Linked DNA regions of Mus musculus: all the other regions are linked to region 2. A link is a loop called in an ENCODE intact Hi-C map of the cell type or tissue named here. Cell type or tissue: left cerebral cortex. All regions are shown on one strand.

What was found. Peaks named below come from ENCODE experiments on the same cell type or tissue, not always from the same donor. Only the 100,000 strongest peaks of a DNase experiment are listed, where the experiment ranks them.
Region 1: a loop joins it to region 2, with 2.4 times the contacts of the local background. A loop is called at or near these places in 2 of 42 quality-filtered maps.
Region 3: it touches region 2 in a loop (2.6-fold over the local background); 5 of 42 quality-filtered maps call a loop at or near these places.
Region 4: a loop joins it to region 2, with 1.9 times the contacts of the local background. A loop is called at or near these places in 5 of 42 quality-filtered maps.
Region 5: it touches region 2 in a loop (2.6-fold over the local background); 7 of 42 quality-filtered maps call a loop at or near these places.
Region 6: a loop joins it to region 2, with 5 times the contacts of the local background. A loop is called at or near these places in 12 of 42 quality-filtered maps.

What each region holds. Positions count from the first base shown.
Region 1 is chr14:66,492,374-66,496,373 of GRCm38, reverse strand. No RefSeq gene overlaps it. Among named protein-coding and RNA genes, the nearest start is that of Gm41184, 22 kb to the right of the region's middle. RefSeq lists an enhancer at 1-3,633. In left cerebral cortex, no CTCF peak of the experiment used is centred here; DNase peaks (open chromatin) are centred at 901 and 1,540; H3K27ac peaks cover 1,423 bases.
Region 2 is chr14:66,634,471-66,638,470 of GRCm38, reverse strand. Adra1a (adrenergic receptor, alpha 1a) reads right to left here and starts at 3,220. Exons shown (of 4, transcript NM_001271760.1): 1 at 2,868-3,220; 2 at 11-1,017. The coding sequence starts at 893. In left cerebral cortex, a CTCF peak has its summit at 1,577; DNase peaks (open chromatin) are centred at 1,589, 2,100, 2,627, 3,176 and 1 more place; H3K4me3 peaks cover 3,372 bases; H3K27ac peaks cover 2,970 bases.
Region 3 is chr14:66,375,800-66,379,799 of GRCm38, reverse strand. No RefSeq gene overlaps it. Among named protein-coding and RNA genes, the nearest start is that of Stmn4, 34 kb to the right of the region's middle. In left cerebral cortex, a CTCF peak has its summit at 1,777 (motif pointing left); a DNase peak (open chromatin) is centred at 1,710.
Region 4 is chr14:66,422,753-66,426,752 of GRCm38, reverse strand. No RefSeq gene overlaps it. Among named protein-coding and RNA genes, the nearest start is that of Gm41184, 48 kb to the left of the region's middle. In left cerebral cortex, a CTCF peak has its summit at 2,406; a DNase peak (open chromatin) is centred at 2,370.
Region 5 is chr14:66,388,978-66,392,977 of GRCm38, reverse strand. No RefSeq gene overlaps it. Among named protein-coding and RNA genes, the nearest start is that of Stmn4, 47 kb to the right of the region's middle. In left cerebral cortex, a CTCF peak has its summit at 2,014 (motif pointing left); a DNase peak (open chromatin) is centred at 2,005.
Region 6 is chr14:66,783,186-66,787,185 of GRCm38, reverse strand. No RefSeq gene overlaps it. Among named protein-coding and RNA genes, the nearest start is that of Gm5464, 84 kb to the left of the region's middle. In left cerebral cortex, CTCF peaks have their summits at 2,068 (motif pointing right) and 3,400 (motif pointing left); DNase peaks (open chromatin) are centred at 2,082, 2,812 and 3,330.

The DNA.
Region 1 (4,000 bases), 140 kb after region 2:
AGCACTTTACCACTGAGCTATAGACCTGCCTCTCTGAACTTCTTTATTTAGAGACAGGCTCTCGCTACATTGCCTAGGCTGGCCTTGACCTCACTCTGTAGCCCATACAGGCTTTGAATTTGCAAGTGTCCTATTGCTACCCCCCACCCCCCACCCCCCACCCCTGAAATTGTAACTGCAATTTCAGGCCAGTGCCACTGGACTCCATCTCTGCACTCTGACAAGTTCTGCATCTTGCTCTTGGCTCTTGCTCATGCAGAAGAAAACTTCTCTGACTACGGCTGAGAGCAGCCTGGGTCTATGAGTATAAGCATAAATATTTAGAAGGCAATTTGATAGTATGGCCGTTTAGCCAAATAAGAGCAGTCAGCTCTATCCTAGGGTCCGTGACTTCCCAGGTATGGGCTTTGGACCAGGGTTTATTTGTTCACTTGGAGATAAGCAAATGTCATAAAAGCGGCACACACATTCTCTACAACTGTAGCTCATCCAGATAAACATCACCTGGTCATGGGACTGCAGTGGAGATCCTGCTTATACATTTTGGAGGATAAGAGAGATTGTCCCAGTCATTGTATCCTCTGCATGCTTCCACTTTGTTATTCTCTCTCTTTATTCCCCTCCCCCCATCCCATGCATTACAGGTAGGTGTGGTTTGCAGGATGTTGGGAATGGGATGGAAGAGAGGCAAGTGGAAAGAAAACCGAGTTTGGGAAAACAAAGCTGTCAAGGGTCAGAGAGCAGAGATTGGCTTTCACTTTTCTTTGGTGTTCTGGAATTCATGTTTTGAAATATTTTGAACCTAAAGGAGATGCACAGGAGACTCTTGGATGTGACAGCATGTTCATTACCTAGTCCATGGTGATAGGGTGGGTGTGTACACATGCCCAAACTCATCAAACTGTAACCAAGTATGTGTGGGTCTTGTGTATGTTCGCTATATTTCAGTAAAACTGTTTATTTGCTTGCTTGCATGTTAAGGAAACTGGTGTGCTGGAGAGATGACTCAGCAGTTAAAAGAAGCACTTACTGAATTGTAGAGGAAGAATTCAGGTTTCTAGTATCCATATTGTTGTGGCTCATAGCAACAAGTAACTCTAGCCCTAGGGGATCTAATGCTCTCTCTTGGCCTTTGTAGGCAAACACACACACACACACACACACACACACACACACAGAGAGAGAGAGAGAGAGAGAGAGAGAGAGAGAGAGAGAGAGAGAGAGAACATATATTCACACAAATACACAATCCTCAAAAATAAAAATAAATCTTAATTTTTTTCTTTCAAAAGATGGAAGTTATAAATGAGCTTAATTTTAAACGGTATTCACTCTTTCATTGAACGCCTGAAGTACCCACTGTGTGTCAGCCCTTTGCTAGACACTGGTGTAGAAGCGAGTTCTCATCTCTGATACATCTATCCACGAATGCACAAAGAGCACAGGGAGCTATCAGTACTGAGCTCTGATGGTGAAGCTTATGATAGGAGCTCCAAGTGCCATGGTAACCGCAGCAGGGGCTGGTCTGGCCTGGGGGCGGTCCCGGGCTGTGACTCATACAGCTATCAGTGACAAGCAGAGCAACCTCCCCCACAGACTTCAGCTGGAGGGGGAAAATCAATTTTCTTTGCCATCACCATCTTATTCACACATGAGTATGCCCTCATTCCTATTCACTTGCTCCTGAAAGCTGTCTCTTTTCAGTGGCTCCAAACACAAAGACTAAACAAAGGCGATTGCAGAAGGGCAGACAAAGCCAGAGAGAGCAAGTCTCATTCTCTGTAAATGCCAGATTTTCTGCATCAGTGGGGCTGCAGCTGTGACAAGCATCAGGCTGTTTCCTAAGGCGAGTATTTCCTAACACACCATGGAAAGAAAATATTAGTATCATCAGGGGGGACAGGCAAATAGGCTCAATTATTATAAAATTTTGTGGATAGACAATTTTTCACAATAAGAGGAATTTGGCATGTTGAATAAACATAGAAAATTATATTGTTAATATAAAGTATGGCCACATTTTTCTGCTTTAATCTACAAGCGGGTGAAGAACTAAGTCCTATTAAGGAATTTATCCTGCTGTTTTGTACGAGCTTCCGAATATAGTTGGCACATAAGGACCAACTATTCAGGTGCAGCAATTTATAAAGTGTCATTTCACCTATTTGGTTGTCCACTATCAAGTGGTCAGCCCAGAAATCATACACAAACAGACAACACTAAATAGACTGAGTAAGTTGTATCCATATATTTAAGAGAGGACAAAGCAGGGAAGGGTCACATGGTCAGATGGGGGAGATGATAGGGAAGCAGGGACCATGGTGTCATTTACACTTTAACTTGTTTGCAAAAGTTAAAAATTAATCTTAAAAAACCCAAACAAACCAACTGTAAGGAAATGTTATTCTGTGCACAGCAATTAGAGACCAAATCAATTCATCGCCTTTGTGTAGGGACTGCTGTGGGGGAGGCTACTTTTCCAAGCTGCTGATAAAGCGTGATGTGACAATCTGATTCACACCAGACTTAATCAGCATGGGCCAGGGAGTGTCTAGTCACCGAGTAGACACAGATCAGTAAATTAATGCCAGGTGAGTAATTAAAAGTGTTTCCTGGGTATGGATGACACCTCTGGACGCAGCATGAAATAGATCCCTTTGTATTCCACACCATGTTCTCTCCCAGCATGCCTCTGGCCTTTAGTCACTGAGAGACTAAATGTCTGCTGCAAAAAGCCTGGAGTTAGGAAATCTATCTATATTCTGGTCTCGAGATTACGGGAAGTTATTTGACCTTAGGAAATGGATAATAAAGTCCTAATGCTAACTTTGGTTTGCCCATCTGCAAAATTAAGGTGTTTAAGGCAGGATCAGGAAAGGACCAGAACAAAGGCATGCAGGTACGAGTCCAAGCGAAATGTCCCCATAGTCGTGCACAATATGATTTACATGTACTGATAAAATTCATGTTGGAATTGAGTCAAGGGATATCGAGAATAGAATTCACATTTATAAACCCATAAAAGCAAGCACAACTGAAAAGCCTATGTCTATGTCTGTGCATGTGTGTATAGATAATGAGACTTCCCTGCAAAAGGAAGTCACTTATTAAAGAATTCTACATCCCGGACATACAAGGACCTTTAAGGACCATGGAGCAATTCAAAGGAGGTAGTTAGAGATTGCTAATATATTAGGTTAACATAGGTTGAATCACTTTTCTAAACAAATGCATAATAGATAGAGAGAAGGCTGATAAATGGGACCCTAGTGTGAGGGCCAGAGGCACAGAATAATAGAGAAGCTTTGTTACTGAGACCTGTATCCAGGAGTAACTCACAGAGCCATCTGTGATGAACTCTAGTTGTAGAGTCCAGGCAGGAGGAGAGGGGAAGCGAGCACACTAAAGCACCACTGATTTGGAGCAAACAGGTGATTTTATTTATCATTTTTAATAATAGCTAACTTATTCAGTCTCTTTAATTGGGGTCTCAGCCATGCCACAGAACACATGGGCATGTCAGAAGAAAGTCTGTGGGAGTCTGTTTTTTCCTTCTACCATGTGAATCCCTGGGAATGAACTCAGGTGGTTAGACTTGGCTACAACCACCTTAACCCACTAAGCCATCTCCCTGGCTCTGAGTAAATGGTTTTAACAATGATTGTGTGTGTGTGTGTGTGTGTGTGTGTGTGTGTGTGTGTGTGTGTGTGTGTGTGTGAATGACTTTGCTTAAATTCTGTCCTTTGTTTTAAATTCATTGCTTTTAGAAGATAGATGTAGGTATGTATTAAAATTTAGCACGGTTACTCTTGTATTCATCAGAAGAGAAATCTCATAAATCATAATTATGAGGTAATCGTGTTTTTTCCCTGTACAATCCCCAAGTTCTCTGCTCCCATCAGTAGTAGCCACTAGAGCATCCCATGTGCTAAGCCCGACAGAGGATTAATCACATCAACACACTGTGTTCATTTCTATGATTATTTGGGAGTTATGTGCT
Region 2 (4,000 bases):
GAACACTCACCAATGGGCATCACGAGGAAGAATGGCAGCCAGCAGAGGACGAAGCATCCCACCACAATGCCCAGCGTCTTGGCGGCTTTCTTCTCTCGGGAAAACTTGAGCAGCCTCACGGAGAAGTGAGTCTTATTCTTGGCACTGCTTACTCCGCTGCCTTCTGCAGGGACATTTTTACGGTGGATACGGAGCGTCACTTGCTCTGAGTCTGACTTGTCGGTCTTGAGGCCGGACTTGAGGCCTCGGCTTTCTCTCTTGGCTACCACGTAGACTCGACAGTACATAACCAGGATGATGGTCAGTGGCACGTAGAAAGAGCCCAGCGCTGAGAACAGCACGTATCCTGGCTCCTCATTGATTTGGCAGATGGTCTCATCCTCCGGAGCCTGCTGCCTCCAGCCGAACAGGGGTCCGATGGAGATGACCAAGGAAAGCGCCCAGACGCAGAGCAGAGCCCTGACGCCCCTCCTCTGGGTGACAATGGTGGGGTAGCGCAGCGGGTAGCTCACACCAATGTATCGGTCGATGGAGATGATGCAGAGGCCCATGATGGACGCTGTGCAGCATAAGACGTCCACCGCCGCCCAGATGTTGCAGAACACCCTGCCAAAGGCCCAGTAGCCCAGGATCTCAAAGATGGCAGAGAAGGGCAGCACGGTGGAGGTGAGGAGGAGGTCTGCCACAGCCAGGTTGACAATGTAGTAGTGAGTCACCGAGTGCAGATGCCGATGACAGGCCACCGAGAGGATCACTAAAATATTCCCCAAGACCCCGAAAATGATGAGGCCCCCCAAGATCACCCCAAGTAGAATGGCCTTAGAAATGTTCACCTGTGCTGGCGGGTGGGTGCAGTTGGAGCCTTCAGAAGCATTTTCAGAAAGAAGCACCATGGTCCCAGGGAGGGGGCAAGGTCGGGCTTTGGACGGCCACCCTCTGGCGGAGGGCGGAAACGTGAGCCTGAGGAAGCCAAGTCAAAAAATCTCCGCTTGGGGGAATCCTGCGGGCTGGGTTGGGCTGGGGGAGGGAGAGAACACACCTGTTGTAAACCGCCTGGAGCAGCTCTGGGAACCCTCAGAGGGCCACGTTGAGGAACAGAGCATTAAAGGAGACATGGCCAGGCGCGCTCTGGGCTTCTGGGGACACCTTCCAAAGGTTTAAAAGGACATGCTGTGAAAGCCACCAGAAATTACAAAAATCCGCTTCTCTGTGCACTCTGATCCATCCTGTGCATCCACGCAATTAGAAATTCACGAGTCTGTGACTAGTCTTTGCTGAAATGGTTAGCTAAGTGTGGCTCAGCCTTCGAAGCTCAAGGCAGGGACGCTGGGCGAATGGGCGCTGCAGCTGACCGGCAGTGACTCTCAACTTGGCCGCCCATCTATGGGATACCGCTAGCTCCAGTTTCTAGGAGTTCTGGCTAGGTAACATGGGTCTGGAATATTTGCTGAGACCGAAGTGGCCCTGGAGCTTCGTTTATCTGAATTCAGCTGAAAATAAAAAACACAAAGAAAAAGGCAGTCCGTGAGCCAGTCGCCCTGGACAGCCAGGCCCTGGGGAGCTCGCCCAGTAACCAGACTCCTGCTGGGAGCCCGCCGCTCTGCAGTCCATGAGTGGCTTTGTGAGGCCCTGACGTAGGCAACACGGGACAAGGGAGGGGACTGCGTGCTCTGTCCCCCTCTGCAGTCCTCCCCAGTCCTCCCCTCTGGGAAGGTGCCTTCGAATGCTTCACCTTGCCTTGGCTGACCAAGTTCAGAATCCAAAACAAAAGCAAGCAAGAGAGAAAAAAAAAAAAAAAAAAAAAAAACTCCCCACCTCAAATAATGACAATAAAACCCCAAGCTGCAGTAGCTGGAAGCTGAATTTCGAGAGATAGGTTGGAGAAAATAAAGCCCCGAAACGCCCCCTTCCTGCATCACCACCTCAGCTCCACATGCTCGACTGCAGCTGCGGTTGTCGCACAGAGGCAAGCCGGTAGAATCTCAGGGGTGGTGTGGGGATCCTCCGTGTCTCCCTTAGAACAGGTTGCACCATAGTCACCTGGAGAGGGCGGTCTGGGAGTGCGAACCTCGGAGAGCACGGAACCGCAGGGCCGCGCGTACGCTTTCTCCCGCGGAATTTGCGCTCGTGGGAGCAGAGCGCGCGGGTCTGCCTACCAGCCAAGTCACCCTCGAGAAAGAGCTAGGTTCCCAGCAAAGCCAATTCCCAGAGCTAAACAGGGCCCGGATGGATTCAGGCAGGATCTTCAAGGGGCGACCGCTGTAGGGATTCCAGTCTCAAGCCACACCCGGGCTTTCTGGGAGACCTGGGTGGGAGCGCATTATTCCTCGGACCAGGCTTTGTGAGTAGCAGTCACTGCGGATTCCCTAAGGGACTTAAAAAAAAAAAATCAAGTCCCCATGCCAGCAGTCGGGGAAGCCTGGGATTTTCTGGGCTAGGGTTCACGATCTGCCTAAATAACCCGATTTCTACACTGCAAAAGGACCAGACCAGGAGATGTAAGACAGAGGTTTGGGGCTTCGGGACCTGCATACTTTGTCTTTTGGGGTACAGCCCTAAGACTGAGATCTCAGGAGCAGGCTGCTGTGAAAACAATCACAAGTTCAAGCCCTCACAGGTGATAACCAAACCACACCAACACTGCGGAACCCGCTTTCTCCCACTTGGGGTCTATATATGGGTTAAAATGACACTTGTTAACTAGAAGGTAACTTCCCATGGCAAATCAGGGAAACCTGGTGGTTTGGGGTGCTGGTTTCAAAGCCAGTCCCAAAGCGGAGAATCGAGGCTAAGTCCAGGGGCACACCAGCCCACCCCACAACTCGGCCCTGCGGGATGCCGGCGCTCCGCACCGCTGCGCTACTCACCTGCTGCGCGGCTGCGGAGGCCCTGGCGCCAGGAGAAGCGGACCTTCAGTCCTCGCAGAGCCCTCTGGTTCTCTGCAGGAGAACAGGGTCTCCAAAGACCAAGACCCAGTCCTTAGCACCCGCTGACTCACCCCACCACTGCTGAGCCCTCAAACTCCGGGCTCGCTTCTTGCTTCTCCTGGATATTTTAAAATAAAGACTGAAAACAGAGAAAAGAAATGACAAATACAGCGATCCAATAACTCCACGATCACCAGTTTGATATTCAGTTCCTGGACACAGAAAAGAGCGGCTCGGAACTTTGCAGCTCGGGTTGACGTAGTACAGGCAGGCTGTAGCCTAGCGAGTACCGTAATCTCCAGCTGTTACCGTATTCCTCTGCAGCAACCCGCACATTTCGTAAAATTCGGGGTTACTGTCCTTCTCCTTCTTATTTAAAAAGTGGATTTCGTCTCTCTCCCTTCCTGTTTCTCTGTCCCATTTCGATCTCTACTTCCCGTTTACCCCTTCCTCTTTTTTACCCTCATCCCTCCACGCTTGATACTGATCCCCCTCCCTCTCCTTCCCTTCTCTGGGTTTCCCCTATCAATAGGCTGATAAATACATTAAAGAACAAAACCAAATAAAAAACCAACCAACCAAAAGCAGACTCCCTTCCAAGTTCTTACTGAATAGATAATGTGCTCACGGAAATTCCCCAAAGGTTACTTTGAAAAGTTTAGTCCAACTCCCGGCCCGGTTTATTTCAGTCAAGAAGTCGCCTGGCAATGGTGGTAGTGGCATGCCTTTAATCCCAGCACTTGGGAGGCAGAGTTCAAGGCCAGTCTGGTCTACAGAGTGAGTTCCAGGATAGCCAGGACTATACAGAGATACCCTGTCTCGAAAAACCACAACCACAACCACAACCAAAACCAAAAAAAAAAAAAAAAAAAAAAAAAAGGAAGTGTGTGGCTGGTGGTGGCAAATGTGTAGGTGCTTGACATTATTTGCAGATGTTTAAAAAGTACACAAGCCCAGAGAAAGCTCCTTAGACTTGGTTGCAGTAGTTCAAGGAAAATAAAGTCTTTTAAAATATGACCCACCTTTCATTTGGTTACACGGAGTTTTAAAAACTATATGCTCTCAAGGCAATC
Region 3 (4,000 bases), 260 kb after region 2:
TCCTCTTCCTCCTCCTCCTCTTCCCTCTTCCTCTTCCTCTTCCTCCTCCTCCTCTTCCTCCTCCTTATTTCTTTTGAGGATAATTTGATTCTTGTACAAATATTGCTGCCTTTGTTTGACTTTGGATTTGGACAAACCTAGAGTCAAAAAATGTCCCCTTATTTATACTTTACAAGTTGTCCCATATGAGGCAAGGCACCTCCAGCCTTCATCTCTTCTTGGTAAAATGGGGCTGGTAAAACCCATCTAGTGGGCTTTAAGGCTTAAACTTAATCAAGGATTCAATAAATAGCAAAGTGACTGACAAGGAGCTGGACACTTGGTTACTGTTGCCTGTCTTTTAAATGTTCCTGCTCCTCTCATGGTCCCCTAGCAATAAAATCCAGTGGCCTTCCGGAGTGTAAAGAGGGGTAAGTCACAGGAAACGCCTTCAACATTTGGAGTGGGTCTAAAACATTATCAGCCTAGCCAAGAGTGTCAACTGGTGCATTCCTAAAGCTGTTGGCAGCCACTGCCCTAGTGGACTAGGGCAATTGTTCTTTCCACAGTTTGAGAGGACCAGACCTCCCTTTTCACAATGAAGTGCAGGGAGGGTGACTCCCCTCCCCCACCCGAGAGGCAGTATGTGTGAGCAAATTCTCAGTCCTTTTTTTTGTTGTTGTTTTTAAAAATCTCTTTTAATAAGTTCTGTTTTATGATCAATCACAAGTAGGTTATTCATGGGAGAGGAGGTGCCTCTCTGGGGAAAATACACTAGCAGAAGATTGAATTTAAAGCATCAGAAACGATGTGACAAGATGTAAAATAATACTATGCTAACCTACAAATGACTTATTAATGCTGTGGGCCATGTCTGGGGCGTGGCCTCATTTACCCAATAAAATTTATGGATGGATAAAGACATTAACAATGAATAATTTCAGTCTGTGGTATCCATGGATACATAGCTCAATTGGAAACCATTTCTTAGGAGTTCATAGGCAGCCATTAATAACCATTGAGTCTTGGCCACACAGCCTTTGACAGGCTAGCTTATCAGAGCTCCACGCCTTGCTGGAGAGACTTATGTGAGCGCAAGGCTACAAGGAAACCTACACTTAATGAATGTCTATTAACGTCTTGAGGAGAAGATGAGGAGTGATTAGCTGAGAGAGTTAATGAATTGTCTGTTTAAGTGGGTTTACGAGGCAAATGAGCGTGTGGAGGTGAAATAGGACATCCAAAGACGTTCTGGCTCAAGTACACTGTGAACCTCTAAAGCATGAGCATGCAATATTTCCCGAGCTTGTCAGATGAATGGAGCCTTTCTTCTCAGAGAATTTTAATGAAAACCACATTGAGAAATGTGGGGAATGGAGATAAAACATACAGAAAATGTAAACAAGTCAGATAAATATGGTGCACTTGTGTGCATGCATACAAATTGTGTGTGTGTGTGTGTGTGTGTGTGTGTGTGTTTCTCTCAACAGGATACTTTTATCCCATAAATAACAACAGCAGCAGAATAGCTTCCTAAGCAGGCTGCACCATACAGCATTTGCATGACCTCAGTTTGCCTGCCATTACCATCAAAGGAAGAAGCAATCCGATAGCTCATTGGCATCAGCTCTTGCAAAGCTATAAACATCCCAAGACCCCTCGTCACCATGGCAACCTTATCCCTAATTACCAACTGTAACAGCTATGGTTGCAGTCGCCTCTTTTGTGCAAATTTGTCCTGGAGAATTCTGGGCGGTTCCCGTAGTAGAAACAGTACGAACGCCACCTGCTGGTCATATTCCTGTACTGCGCTAGCTCCCTGTGATCTCTGGGGTCCAAAGTCAAAGCCAAGAAAATAAAGCAAGATGAACAATCATCAACTCCAGAAAAGGGGTTCAGGGAGTGGGGGAGGTTTGGGGGAACGAGGGGTCACGAGGGAAAGTGACTGTGTGTAATTTTTACAAAAATAAACTTCCGTTCTTATCTTAATAAAAGTAAGGGTCCTGGAAACAGTGACAAATCTTCAAAGCATGATAGAAAGCTGAGATGGGAACATAAAAATTTGAATGTGAAAACACATGTGTTTGATATTAAGAAATGTATTGGAGTCCGTGTGAACTCCTAGCAGAGACCTGCTTTAAGTGCATTAAATACTGTCAACTTGCTTTAAGATGGCAGTGTAGAAGCTGGGGAGACCCTCACCTGCAACCCCTGCACTTGAGAGGCTGAGACAGGGAGGAACTGGCATTGAAAGCCACCTGATGAGTGAGATGCAGATAAGCCTGTGAGATGTAGCAAGACCCTACTGCATAAACTTAAATGGCAAAATGTGTCTAGAAAACTGCTAAGTGTGATTATCAGATATGAAGATACACCAGACTGTCACAGACCAGCTTAGGGAAATTAAAAATCGGAGCCCTGGGGTGGTGGGGAGGAATGCCCATAAATTCCCCTGGATGCTTATTCGCTTAGGATAAAGTCCTATCATCTATCGAAAAATGATACTATTAACATATGTTCTCTTTATTTTGTTATTATTCTTTCTCCTGTTTCCTCTGTAGTAAAAACATTTCTGAATTTGTATTACACAATGGTTAAAATTGGTTTTTTCTATGTTGATTCCTATGCATGTCAGAATTCTGATGTGCAGCATTCTCTAATGTCAGTATTTCTGTGTTTCTTTCTTCCTCCTCTCAGCCCACATTGTGTCTTAGTTCTTGTTACCCTTGTCTTTGATTTGCTTCATGGCTTCTTGAATTTCCACCGCAGAATCTATTGACATTGGTTTTCTTTTCCTTTTATATGAAAATTACCATTTCTCTCAGAGTAGCCCACCTGCCTGTGCAACTAAGTGTAATGAGAGCCATTATTTGGTGCTTTGATCTTTTTTCACGATTCTTATTGGTTTGGGCGGGGGGGGGGGGGGTTGGGGTTTAGAGGGACAAGGTCTCAGTCTGTCCCCGTGGCTGACCTAGAACTTGTGAACCTCTGCCCCAGTCTTCTGGATGCTGAGATCACAAAGGCACATGGCTGCCTTAGGCTTCTGAGATCACATACACACACACACACACACACACACACACACACGGGGGGGGGGGGGAGTGGGGAGTTAGCAGGCCTCTGTGCAGGTTTTTCCCGTGTGTTTACACATCTTTGAACACAAATAGTTTCTGTGCCCCGAGGTGGAAAATTCTCCTTTAACCCTTTCAGTGCCCTAGAATGTCTGAAGAACCATCGGCTCCAAGACATACAACAGCGATGCGCTCCGCCACCCAGTGATGCACACAGCCTAGGTGACAGAAAGTGCAAGGGGAACACCCACAAGGAAAAAAGAACCCTAGAGTAACCCCAGAGGCAAATCCTCCTGATCCATCCACTGTGTGCCTCAGCAACATTTCCTCCCACAGATCCTGTGCTGGTTTTAAAGGTTGGTGTCCCCAGAGGGCTGCCTGAGGCCTTTCCCTTGTTTATGGTGTGTTGTTTGGTTTGTTTCATTTGTTACTATAACTCCAGGAGGTTTGACCTTTCTTAAAATGAGAGCACTCAGGCCAATCATTCAGTCCCAGTGAAGCTGAGCTCCAGTAGGGAAAAGGCCACAGCCCTTGAAGTTTCTCGTGGGAAGGAGATAGGGCCTTTATTTGCCTTTTTCATTAGTTTGACTATATTTTATCTGTTTGTTGTTTTGTTTTGTTTTGTTTTGTTAGTATACGAAGTGATTGGTCTCACTATGGGATCCTCAGACATACTTTGATGTGTGAATCCTTGTCCCTGTCTCCTCCCCTGCCCCATTTCCCACCCCCTCCTCCACACTCTCACCCCTTCTCTGACTCCCTTACTCCCTCCTCCTCCTCCCCCATCTCTCTCTCCTCTCCACCTCCTTCTCAGTCCCCTCATCTTTCATGTCTTGTTCTGTAATCCTCTTTCTTCCTCTTCTCTCAACCTCCCTTAATATCTTTTCCCCTCTCGTGGGTCCCATTCTAGTTCCATGACCCATACACACACCCTTACGCTGAGACACACA
Region 4 (4,000 bases), 210 kb after region 2:
CCACATCATCGGAAATCCTGTCATGAGTATTGACCTTTGTGTGTAAGCCCCATCTCCTCATCTCCCTGGAGGACAGGAAAGCAACAGGAAACTTCCTGCATGCCTAAACTCCTGCCCCACACCAGACACTCAACCTGTGTTCAGTTCGGCCAGAGGCTAATTCATTCAGCCTCCACAGCTAGTCATTCTGATGACCCACGGCGCTTCTCAGGGGGGCATCATTTCCATTATAAACATTTCCAACTCATTAGCCAAATGTTACTTGGTCCCAGAGGGTCACTGGCTAAGTCGGAACTGTGCTGTGGCATATGAGGATGGAGCAGGGTGAGTAAAGGAGGGGTGTAAACCCTCTGTTAGCTTGAACCTACAGCTTCGAGCAAAATTTAAAAAAAAAATGTTTTGAGTACATCTTTTCCCCTGACCTTCTACCACTAGCTATTGTTTCAAATGCAAACGTTCCCAGATCAGCAGAGTGATTTAGCCAATCTGCTTGACCCATGACCAAGTGAGAACATGGCTCACTGAGAAAGTTTCCAGGGTATTTATTTCCTGGTTGGATAAATCAATCATTTTCCATGAGCATTTCCACAATAGATACCTGAGGACCACATTTCTGTAAGCATCTCTTAACACAGTCAAAACAGAAAGCACCCTGAACGATAAATATGGTAGGTTAAAGCAAAGAGCATCTCACACCACACCACCCTGCCTTGAGATCCCTGTACTCCTTAGCAATCTGCAAACAGTCGTAACAGATTAATAGTAGCCATTTTCAGTATTTTAGAAGGACAAAATGATAAAGACCTTTGAAAGTAGAATTTTCTAGAATTATCCATTCCATTGATGTGGCGACTAAAGGTACTTATAGTCCCCTCTTCATTCTAGAAGTATTTATTTGAAGGACTCAGGATCCATGAAGCAGGCAGGAGAAAGGATACAGCAAGGTGCCTATATATGATACTGTGCTGTTACAAGCTCACTGAACATTTGAAATTGCTGTGATTAAAAAACGCTCATGGAAACAAGATGCATCCCTCATTATATAGCCCAGAAGCAATATTAACTCCAACACTAGCTCTCTTCATTTGGTCTAGTGTCAGAGCTGGCTCCTCGGGAGCTGGGATGGTTAACTCTAAATGCTGTCTATTTTGAATGAATAAAATGTCACACTGATATACACTCTATATACTCTGTTTTCATAATACATACACTAAATTTTCATAATAATGTGACCAAAAGAGTAGACATTAGAAGGAGAATCTGTGTTTGTAAAAGTTAAAGCCAATGCTCTCTAGCAGATAGCCACAAATAAGATTCCACTTCTGGTTGTTAATTTAGTGAAGGAAGGGCTCAGCTGCCTCATTAGGCAGGAGAAGAACAAAGACCTAAAAAGTAGCTCATGGTCACAGAACCGTTTGGAGACAAGAGCACATTCCCAAACCAGATCTGTGTCCAATAAAACACAGCAAAGCATCCACAGGCAACTGGAGGCTGGAGCAGGAGGGGAGTGGCATGTCCTCTACTAACCTCAGCCTAAGAGAAGAGCAAGCACGGCAGGCACTTCCTTCTCATCATAGCAGAACTTCAGGTAAAACAGTTTCCTTTCAACCTCAAAGCCAACTCGGTCTGAGGAGTCTTTTCCAGTGCATGGATTCTAAACAATCACCATTAGCTAGTGAGAACAACTCTAAAGAGCCATTCTATCTATGACGTTTGCTCTTGACACCCTCGAAATCAGCCACTAATGTCTCTTGTCTTAGGGACCTACACATTGAAGCAGTCATGGCTCAGCCCATGCTGTTACAAAGCTTCCTGCCTGTATGTTAATATTAAATCTATAACAGACATTACACTGTTGCCTTTGATAGATCTGCAACCAACTAAGGGACACACGCACCTAGTCCTGTGAGGACATTTCCTAGAAAGACTAACGGAGGGGAGGAGGTCATCCCTGAAAGTGGGTGGCGCCTTCTGACAGGTGGCTAGACACAAAGAGGTCAGAGGAGAAAGCGATGTTACCTGACTGCCCGACCGTCACTTTTTGCTAATGAGTGCATCTACAATTGCTGCTGTTGCCACTACCATCCTTCCTCTATGTCCAACTCCAAATTCTTCAGCCTTCGAATGCAACTGAAGTCAAGCAACTGCAGGAATCTCCCAGGTCTCCACTATCACAGCAGCACTGCCGCGACATCTGAGAGCTACGCAGCTGCAAGGGGCTTGGCTTTTGGCAGTATGGAGGCAGCCACTGTTGGACAATCCAGCCTGCACCATGAAGCCATTCTAGTAAAGCTGCTTTTACAACAAATATACGTTTTATCAGGTCTATTCCTCTAGAGAATTCTGCTTAAGGCAGCTTACAGGAGCCTCAGTAAAGAGCTGAGCCCAGTGCTGGGGCGCCCTCTGTACTCAAGTAAGAAGCTGACAATGCATTCATTAGGTTGGTATCTCCATTTTCAATTCCTAATTAATGCGACAATGGCTGCACTCCCTGCTGGGGACACTCGGGGAGCTGATTTGGAGGCTCTCAAACAATGCCAATCAACCATCTCAGCAAGCACCATCTCAGCACATTAAATGACATTTTCTAAGATATGCTAAGAAGCACGTGTGACTTTCAATGCTCCTTTAGAAACTTCCTCGTACATTTCCCCCTATCCTTTCCATGTAGAAAAACAAACTTAAATGTCATCACATCAATTAACAACCATCTGACAGGTCCATAGAAAATGGCATTTTCAGGGATGCCAGTCAGCTTTGAAACTCCTGCAAAGCTGTCCTTCTAACAGGTCTCCTTCCCATCCCTCTCTTCCTTCCCAGGGAGATGTTTATCACTGATAATTAGCTTCCTTCCTCAGTAACTGACTATGTACAGTGAATTCCATAATGAGCCCATCCTTACTGGACCTAACAAGTCAAGGTAAAGAGTCTACACACTGAAAATACAAACCTAACTGAGCAGAGATCTCACTGCCGTAGCTGGGGTCTATGTAACAGTGTAATGTCTGGGGTCTACATACTTGGTATGTAGCAGACAGTAGGATAATATTTAAATAATTTTGAATCTCAAATAAAAAAAAAGCCTAGGGAAATCTTAGCAAGAGAACGTTTTCAGCAAATTTGTCCCTCAAAACGCAAGCTACAATCATTTCGTTGCAGCCTCGTAGGTTAGGCAGAAGTAAATGAATTCTTGACACAAACGGTCGCTCAGAAACATGATGAAATAGATGATGTTTAATGAACTATTAATATGGAGTTCTGCAGCAGAGGCTGTTACCAGTGAGGTCGCTGCCATCCCAACTGTTAGGTCCCTCTGACACAGATGTTTATTGCAACACTCTCCCATATGCAATATGTTAAGATACTTGAAATGCATTAATTAATTCTGTCTTTCTTACTAAGATTTAACTCTGAGAATAAAAATCAATTAAAAGCTGCAGTAATTGTACAATTGCGAGTCATAAGCTGTTTAATCATTCATAATCATTTCAGCCAATAAATGTGCTAAATGAGAGGAAAGTGGATGGTGCACTTCTATGAGGCTTTTAGGATAGCTCTATGGCTTTCCACCTACCAAGAAGCTGTTCTGAAATTGAAAGTGGAATAATAATGCAGCAATATGAAATTATATATATATATATATATATATATATATATATATATATATATATAATTTGAGCTAATTACAAAATATTTCAGTTAGCAATTTCTAAGCCCTAGTACTTTAACTATAGCTAGCACACCAGGATGTCACTTCTTCATTCTCTGAGATGAAACTAGAGAGATGGTTTAGCCATTAGAAGCCCTTGCTGCTCTTGCAGAGGACCTGAGTTCAGTTCCCAACGCCCATGTCAGGTGACTTGTGTAACTTCAGCTCCAGAGGCTAAGGTTCCTGGACCTAACTTGGTATGTAGCAGACAGTAGGATAATATTTAAAACCTGGGATCCAGCGAGATGGCTCAGAGGGTAAAGGAGCTTACCTCCAGTCCCAGTGACTTGA
Region 5 (4,000 bases), 250 kb after region 2:
AGAATATCTCTAAGGCTATAGTGCAAAGCATTAAAATGGGAATGCCTATATTCCAGACTGGACAAGCTGCCTTGCCTCAGACTTTTAGAATTTGCAGAATAGAAAACATGAAGACTGGAACCTGCCTTCAAAAACTTCAATCAAATGGAGTTGTTATAATGGCCCTCCTCTTTCCTTTAACGTGACCAGCTGTCTATCCCTACTCAATCATGGACTGGTCTGGAAATCAATCCAATACTGGACAAGCAAATGTCAGTGGGCATTTGGAAGGCAGGTTCTAGACATTTTGAGAGACATGTCTGGAGATTGGCAGCTGTCTTGTACGATGTTATGTTTGCTGTAGATAAAAATGGAACAGGTTGGGGTTGGAGAGATGTCTTAGCAGTTAAGAGCACTGACTGCTCTTCCAGAGGTTCTGAGTTCAATTCCCAGCAACCACATGGTGGCTCACAACGATCTGTAATGGGATCTGATGCCCTCTTCTGGTGTGTCTGATGACAGCTATAGTGTACTCAGATAACTAAATAAAAATCCTTTCAAAAATCAAATATTTAAAAGAAAAAAAACTTACAGCAACAAATAAAATTATCTAACAAAGACCTAGAGTATTACTAGGGAAAAGAGATTCTCTAATTAGACATATATGACTTTATATAATAAGTGTAAGATCATAAAAACCTGTGTTCTCAAAGAGTGCTGTTCCATTGATATTCAGATCAAAGCTTGAGGTTTCTATGCACAAAGAGAATTCAAGAGCATCAAGCAGATGGTTAGCACCCCTCATTAGGAGTAGGAGCTTATTCATAAAATACAGTTATTCATTTCATTTGACACACACAAAAAAATCAAACATGGAGAATTGAAACATAATTCCAAATAGACCTTTTAAAAAAGGAACAGGTTTTGTGATTAAGGTGAATGTAACATCCTGTGTTACCCCACCTAATCTTCTATTAGTTGGGAATGTTACCTTTGATGTAGGCTCTGATAATGAGTACAATGTTTCTAGACTCAAGGCTTTCATTTCTGACCCACTGCAATGGTGACAGTGAGAGTCCTTGCTCGTAATAAAGACCCTTATGTGTTTGCATTGGAATTGGCTCCTCAATGGTCTCTGGGGTCCCTGTGACCTGGACATAACATCTTGGTGCATTGGCTGAGAACCCTAAGACCCCCAGTACTCCCAACCAAAGGGACAGGAGGCCAGCTGGTAAAGACATGCCTCATTTTTGGTCTTTGTGTCAGTGTCTTGTCTGTCAGATTCGTGTGTGTGTGTGTGTGTGTGTGTGCGCGCGCGCGCGCCTTGACTGCCTGATTTTTCTTGATTATTCATGGCAGGAGACAACTAAAGCAGACATGGAACCTGTACTGGCTAGTTTTGTGTCAACTTGACACAGCTGGAGTTATCACAGAGAAAGGAGCTTCAGTTGAGGAAATGCCTCCATGAGATCCAACTGTAAGGCATTTTCTCAATTAGTATCAAGGGGGAAAGGCCCCTTGTGGGTGGGACCATCTCCGGGCTGGTAGTCTTGGTTCTATAAGAAAGCAGGCTGAGCAAGCCAGAGGAGGCAAGCCAGTAAAGAACATCCCTCCATGGCCTCTGCATCAGCTCCTGCTTCCTGACCTGCTTGAGTTCCAGTCCTGACTTCCTTGGTGATGAACAGCAGTATGGAAGTGTAAGCTGAATAAACCCTTTCCTCCCCAACTGCTTCTTGGTCATGATGTTTGTGCAGGAATAGAAAACCTGACTAAGACAGAACCCCCGCTACATTGGACATTCTGGAGGATCATAGCCAAAGAAGCTTGGAAGTCATTCCAAAGCCTAGCATAAAGGACTGAGTGCCCCTGGGGTATGGAGTGTCCCTGGTGTTAATATCTGGGAAGGATGGCGTGGGCATGGAACCCGCTAGCAGATATGGAACCCTGCTATACCCCTCACTACCTTAGCCCTGTCTTCATTTTTTTCCTCCATAAAAGTGGAGGAATCTGCTGGCTAGCCTTTACCACCCCCTTGTGGCTGTCTGTTTTGTGCGAGGCACTTTACTATTCTGTAACTGAGACAATCAACTCAGTCTTAGGGCATTTTAAGGAGATCAAGGTCCACAGACACAATTTGTCAGTGAAGATTAGAAAAGGGAAAATGGAGACCTTTTATAAATCTGAATGGCCTATTTATGATGCAGTATGGACCCCTGAAGGTACCTTCCAACTAGATATCATCCTGGAAGTCCACAGATAGGTCTTTGCACATTGGCTGGGGCACCCCAATCAAGTGCCTTATATGTGGTCTGGGAGGACTTAGTTTCTAACCCCTCACCTTAGGTTAAATCCTTCTTACCAATGGGACCTAGACTCAGTGATTGGCCATAACAGAATGATCTCAGCGACAGCCGTCAGGGCAGAACCAGGCTGCAATTAAACCTTCAGACCCTCTCTACCCTGTTTTACAGGCTAGAATGAATGAAGACCTCATTTCCCCCCTCCCTATCGACCCATTTCCTAGCCCTTACAGGACCTTTTTATAGAAGAAGGAGCTTCACTGGAATCCCTGGTCCCTGCCATAAAGCCTTCTCACCACAGAAGAGCCAGGACCCACCTGAGGAATGCAGAGTAGAAAGGGAGCACGCAGAAGAATAAACAGTTAGGCCTGACTCTAAAGTCTTCCCACTAAGAACTAAGAGCTTCCCGGCCCAGGACCAAGACAACCAGCCTCACATCTATTGGTTTTATTGTTTTGGGGTTTTGTTTGTTTGTTTGTTTTTTCTTTACTACTAGTGACTTATATAATTGGAAATCTCAGAATGGCCCCTTTTCAGAGAACCCCTGTGCCTTCCTTGATAACCCTGCTATAAACTGCCCTTTTTACCCATCAGCCCACTTGGGATGACTGTCAGCAACTATTACAGGTCCTCTTTACAACAGAAGAGAGTGAGAGAGAATCCAGACAGAGGCCAGGAAATTGTTTCCTGGTGTCTCTGGGGTCCCTACCACTGAGCTGATTTAAATCAATGAGGAGTTCCCTACCACTTGCTCTGATTGGGATTGTAATACTGCTGAAGGTAAGGGGAGACTCCTTGGTCACCACCTGTGAAGGTTTGAATATGCTTGGCTCAGGGAGTGGCATTATTTGGAGGTGTGCCCTTATGGGAGTAGATATAGCCTTATTGGAGGAGGTGTGCCACTGGGGGCATGGACTTTAAGACTCTCATCCTAGCTGCCTGGAAGCCAGTCTTCTCCTGTTTGCCTTCAGAACAAGATGTATAACTCTCAGCTCCTCCTACACCATTCCTGCCTGGATGCTGCCATGTTCCTGACTTGATGATAAAATGGACTGAACCTCTGAACCTGTAAGCCAGCCCCAGTTAAATTTTGTCCTTATAAGAATTGTCTTGGTCATAGTGTCTGTTCACATTAGTAAAACCCTAACTAAGACACCACCAGACTTGATTGGGGTATCTCAAGGCTGAAGCTTGCAAGCTAACCAATTTAGGCAACGTATATAATATTAGACAGGGACTGGAAGAGAACAGCTGCCTTCCTTGGAAGAGTCATGGAAACATTTAGGCAATACACTCATGGATCCCGAGTCTCAGGAAGCAAAGGCAGCAGTAGCCATGGCATTTAATAACCAGTCTGCTCCAGATATTCGCAGAAAACTTCAGAGAGTTGAGAGACTTGGAGAAAAGAGTCTCCAGGATTTAGTGGCCATGGCAGAAAAGATTTTTTACAATAAGGAAAGTGCTGAGGAAAAACAGGTAAGGGCTGAGAAACAGCAGAATCAGAACCTAGACAAGATCATGTTAGCAGCAATGGCTGAGCCTGAGCATCGGAGAGGGTGCCCCAAACAGCCGAATAAAGATGAAGGTAAGAGAGGACCTAGAAAAGGGGACATTCGCCCCTAGCTCGGCAAAAGTCAGTGTGCCTAAAGGAGATACAATATGTCCTCCTCATAGGAGGACTATGTCCTCATAGGAGGTAAGAGATGGCTATTCCAAGCCAG
Region 6 (4,000 bases), 150 kb before region 2:
GCCCCCCCCGACAATTATAAGAAAACATGGATGTCATTAGCTCCCTGGCTTGGGGTTGTCATGTGCCCCTCAGCTCAGCTTCTGTTTGGGGGATGGAGAGTGGATTTGGTTGGATTCATGAATGCACACAATGCCACTGAACCATATGCTTAGAAATGGTTAAAATGGAAACTCTTAGACCGTGCAGTTCTCCTGCAGTGAGTGGAGAGCAGCCTGGGGAACCACATCCACAAAGCCATCGGAAGGGGCAGTGGTGGGTGACTCAAGGGGGATGGGGGAGGGAAGGAGAAGCGGGATAAAGGGACTCTAAGGAGGTGACTTGGGTTTCTGTTGCTTTAATGAAAACACCATGACCAAAAAGCAAGTTGGAAAGAAAGGGGTCTATTTGGCTTACATTTCCATATCCCTCTTCATTGCTGAAGGAACTCAAGCAGGGCAGGACCCTGGAGGCAGGAGCTGATGCAGAAGCCACGGAGAGGTAGGCACTGCTTACAGCTTGCTCCCTTGGCTTGCTCAGCCTGCTTCCTTATAGAACCCAGGACCACAGCCCAGGGATGGCACCACTGGTTGAGAAAATGCCCTACAGCTGGATCTCATGGAGGCATTTCCTTCACTGAGGCTTTTTCCTGCGTGATGATTCCAGCCTGTGCCAAGTTGACACAAACCCAGCCACAGTACAGGTGGTAAAATGATTCTGTCATGGGGGATAAATGACATCCAATGTTTGGACAAACCTCAGGACTATACAGCTTGGAATGAAGTGTGCCTTACACGGGCCTTAGTGACAATAATGCATAAATACTAATTCATCCACTGCAACAGACACACCACACCTGCAAGATGTGAATGATAGGAAACAGAGAAGGAGGTAGAACATAACCTCTACATGCCTTGCTCACTTGAAGACAAAGTCTATTCATTATTATTTATAAAGCCGCCAGAAGAAGACACGTGAGCAAAAAACAAATGTAAGAATTTTGGCACAAGAGGACAGTGGAGGGAAGCCCAAAGGAAAAAACTCTAGGTAAGAATTTACTATTATTAATTATTATTTTTAATTTTCCAAGTACAGATGTTTTGGAAAATTAAAAATGAATATATATACATACAGAATTCTTCAGGCATGAAATGCTGAGAGAGTGTATTGATAGCACTCTCAGCCTGCAGAACTGTCAAAGCAAATCCCTTAGCTGGGGAGAGAATGACATCAGATAGAAATATGAACGCAGAGTGAAGGAGATAGTTGGGAGGGCACCTCAAAATAAAAGACTAAGTGGTGCGTTCCAAAGGCTCACACTAGGCCAGATTCAGGGGTGCATGGGGTAGGCCAAGCAGAACTAACTGCGTTGCTTTAGATCAGTGGTTCCTGACCTTCCTAAAGCTGCGACCCTTTAATACAGCTCCTCATGTTGTAGGGACCCCTCCCCCCAACCATAAAAGTATCTTCACTGCTACTTCATAACTGTAATTTTGCTACTGTTATAAATCATAATGTAAATAGTTTCGGAGACAGAGGTTCGCCAAAAGGGTTGTGACCCACAGATTGAGAACTGCTGGTTCAGATGTTAGTTTCTTCCTTGATCAGGTAAGGTACGGCGTCACTGTGGGTGTGCATCACTGTGGGTGTGCATCACTGTGGGTGTGCCGGTCAGCCTGGGATCCACATGGTGGAATGAGAGGACCAGCTACAGAAACTTGTTCCTTGACCTCCACATACGCGGTGGCACACACCCCTTCCTACATACATAAATAAAAATGCAATGAAAATCCACAGGAAATTATTTTATCATATCTCTGGGGAGTCCGGTCCGAAACGGAGGCCCTGGCTGGGTGGGATTCTTTTGTGTCTCCCTAACTGTGCAAGGCGTGTCTCCCTATGTCTTCCTTCTGTCTATGCCTGTTTGCTTCATCGTCAAAGGACACTAGACATATTAAATTAGGGCCCATCTCAAAGATCTCATTTTAGCGTAAAGCAGTCACAGTCAGAGGGGCTGGGAGTTGGGTCTTCAAAAGACACTTAAGGGTGTCAGCTTAAAGCTATTTGGGCGGTCTGTGGCGTGCTCTGCATCCTGGCCAGCAGAGGGCGCTGATGCCTGCATTGAAGCTTCAGAGAATGAGTTAGAGGAGCATTTCTGTCTTGGAGAAAGCTTCTGGGAGCCCAGCTTGCTCTTGTCCTATGTACACCCAAGTTTCCTTGTGTACCCTACTTCGTTACAAATGGTAAGAAATAAATGGTCATAACCTACTCCCTCTCTCTCCGTGTGTGTGTGTGTGTGTGTGTGTGTGTGTGTGTGAGAGAGAGAGAGAGAGAGAGAGAGAGAGAGAGAGCGCAAACAAGAGCAGGCAATCGGATACACATTGCACACAGGCCAGAGGTTTATGCTGTGTATCCTCTTTAATGGCTCTCCACCTTATCGCTGGGAGCCTGTACTTCACAGATTAGGTTAGGCTGGCTAGCCAGAGACCGCTGGGGGTCCACCCCTGTCTCCTCCCCTCTAGCATAGGGCTTACAGGTCAGGGGTCAGTACTCACCCTTTGCACAGGTTTTGGGAATCCAGACCCAGGTTTTCATGTTTGTGTGGTAAGCACTCGACCGACTGAGTCATCACCTTGCTTTCTATATGTGGGAGCTTCCAGTGTGGTGAAGTGTGTCTGCTGTCTTTGAACCCTTCAATGGCCTTTTCTGTTTCCAGAAAACATTTCTCCCTAGATACCATCTCTCTCAGGATTCTGTTTACTCTCTCTTCCAGCAATTCACACTCTGTCTCCGCCCACCTGGCAATTACCAACAAGTTACATAAATTGGTCTCCTTACCTATCATTGCATGTGGGAGGTAGTTTGCCCTGGGTACATGCCGTCCTCTGTAAAGGACAGAGGCTTATGAAATGCTGTCACAGCAGAACTTTAGAAGTACTGGAAGACAGATAAGAAAGCCCCCGTGAGCATGTCCCACCAAAGCAGCTGCTTTCATTTTGCAGACGGCTTCTCATTTCTTAGTTGTACGGTTATAAGTTTTACTTCTGTATCTGTGAGGATGCATGCAAGAAAGCACAGACGATGTGTGTGGACGACGATTTCATGTAAAGAACAGGCTGCACATGAAACTGTAAAAGTAAAAGACCATGGATGTGAGAGACTGGAAGCTTGAAGGAGGCTCTCTGTGCAGCAGAGACTGACATCATCCGAACCACTCGTGAGACAGCATGAAATGTAGCGTTGTGTAACGTAACGTAGCGTAGCGTAGCGTAGCGCTGGAAGTTTGGGAAGAGTCTAGAAGCTGAAGTAAATGTGGCCACTATGGTGAAGTGTCATTGCTACACAGGGCTGGCAGGAAGGAGGGGCAGAATCCTTCTCCATCCAGCTGATCTCCCTCTACTGCCTCCTACTGGCAGAAGCTAGCAACAAGTCCACTGACAGGAGAAATAGCATTTGCAGGAGTCGAGTTCTTACATTGTAGAGCCCAGGATAGAGGGGAGGTTTTGGAGATGACAGATACGAGTTTAACAGCATAAGTTACCATTTAATCAGCATCCACATTCACGTGTGAGCATCCGAATATCACCAGTAGTAACTGTTATGTTTTGGCCTCATCAGATGACATACCATCTTCATATAAGTAAGACCCAGACTCTCCCCATAAAAGACCAAGAAGCTGAAGTAGCTCCCCGTGGACAAAAATGGAACAATAGGAAGTACAAAATGACTAAGTACACTTTGAACTAGCCAATAGATAACTTAATTTTTTTTCTTTTTGAGGCTATGTCCAACTATGTAGCCTGGGCTAACCTGAACAGACTATGGAAACCAGGCTGGCCGGGAACTCGCAGAACTCCACTTGTCTCTGCCTCTTGAGTGCTGGGACGAAAGGTTTGCAGCGCTATGCTGTTGTGTGACTATTCCTGGGAAGAGGTGAATAAATGTGCACACTCACCCTGGCTGATGACCATTGTCATCAGGAAAGACACCACCAAAATCTACTTTGGTGAACTAATGAGATTA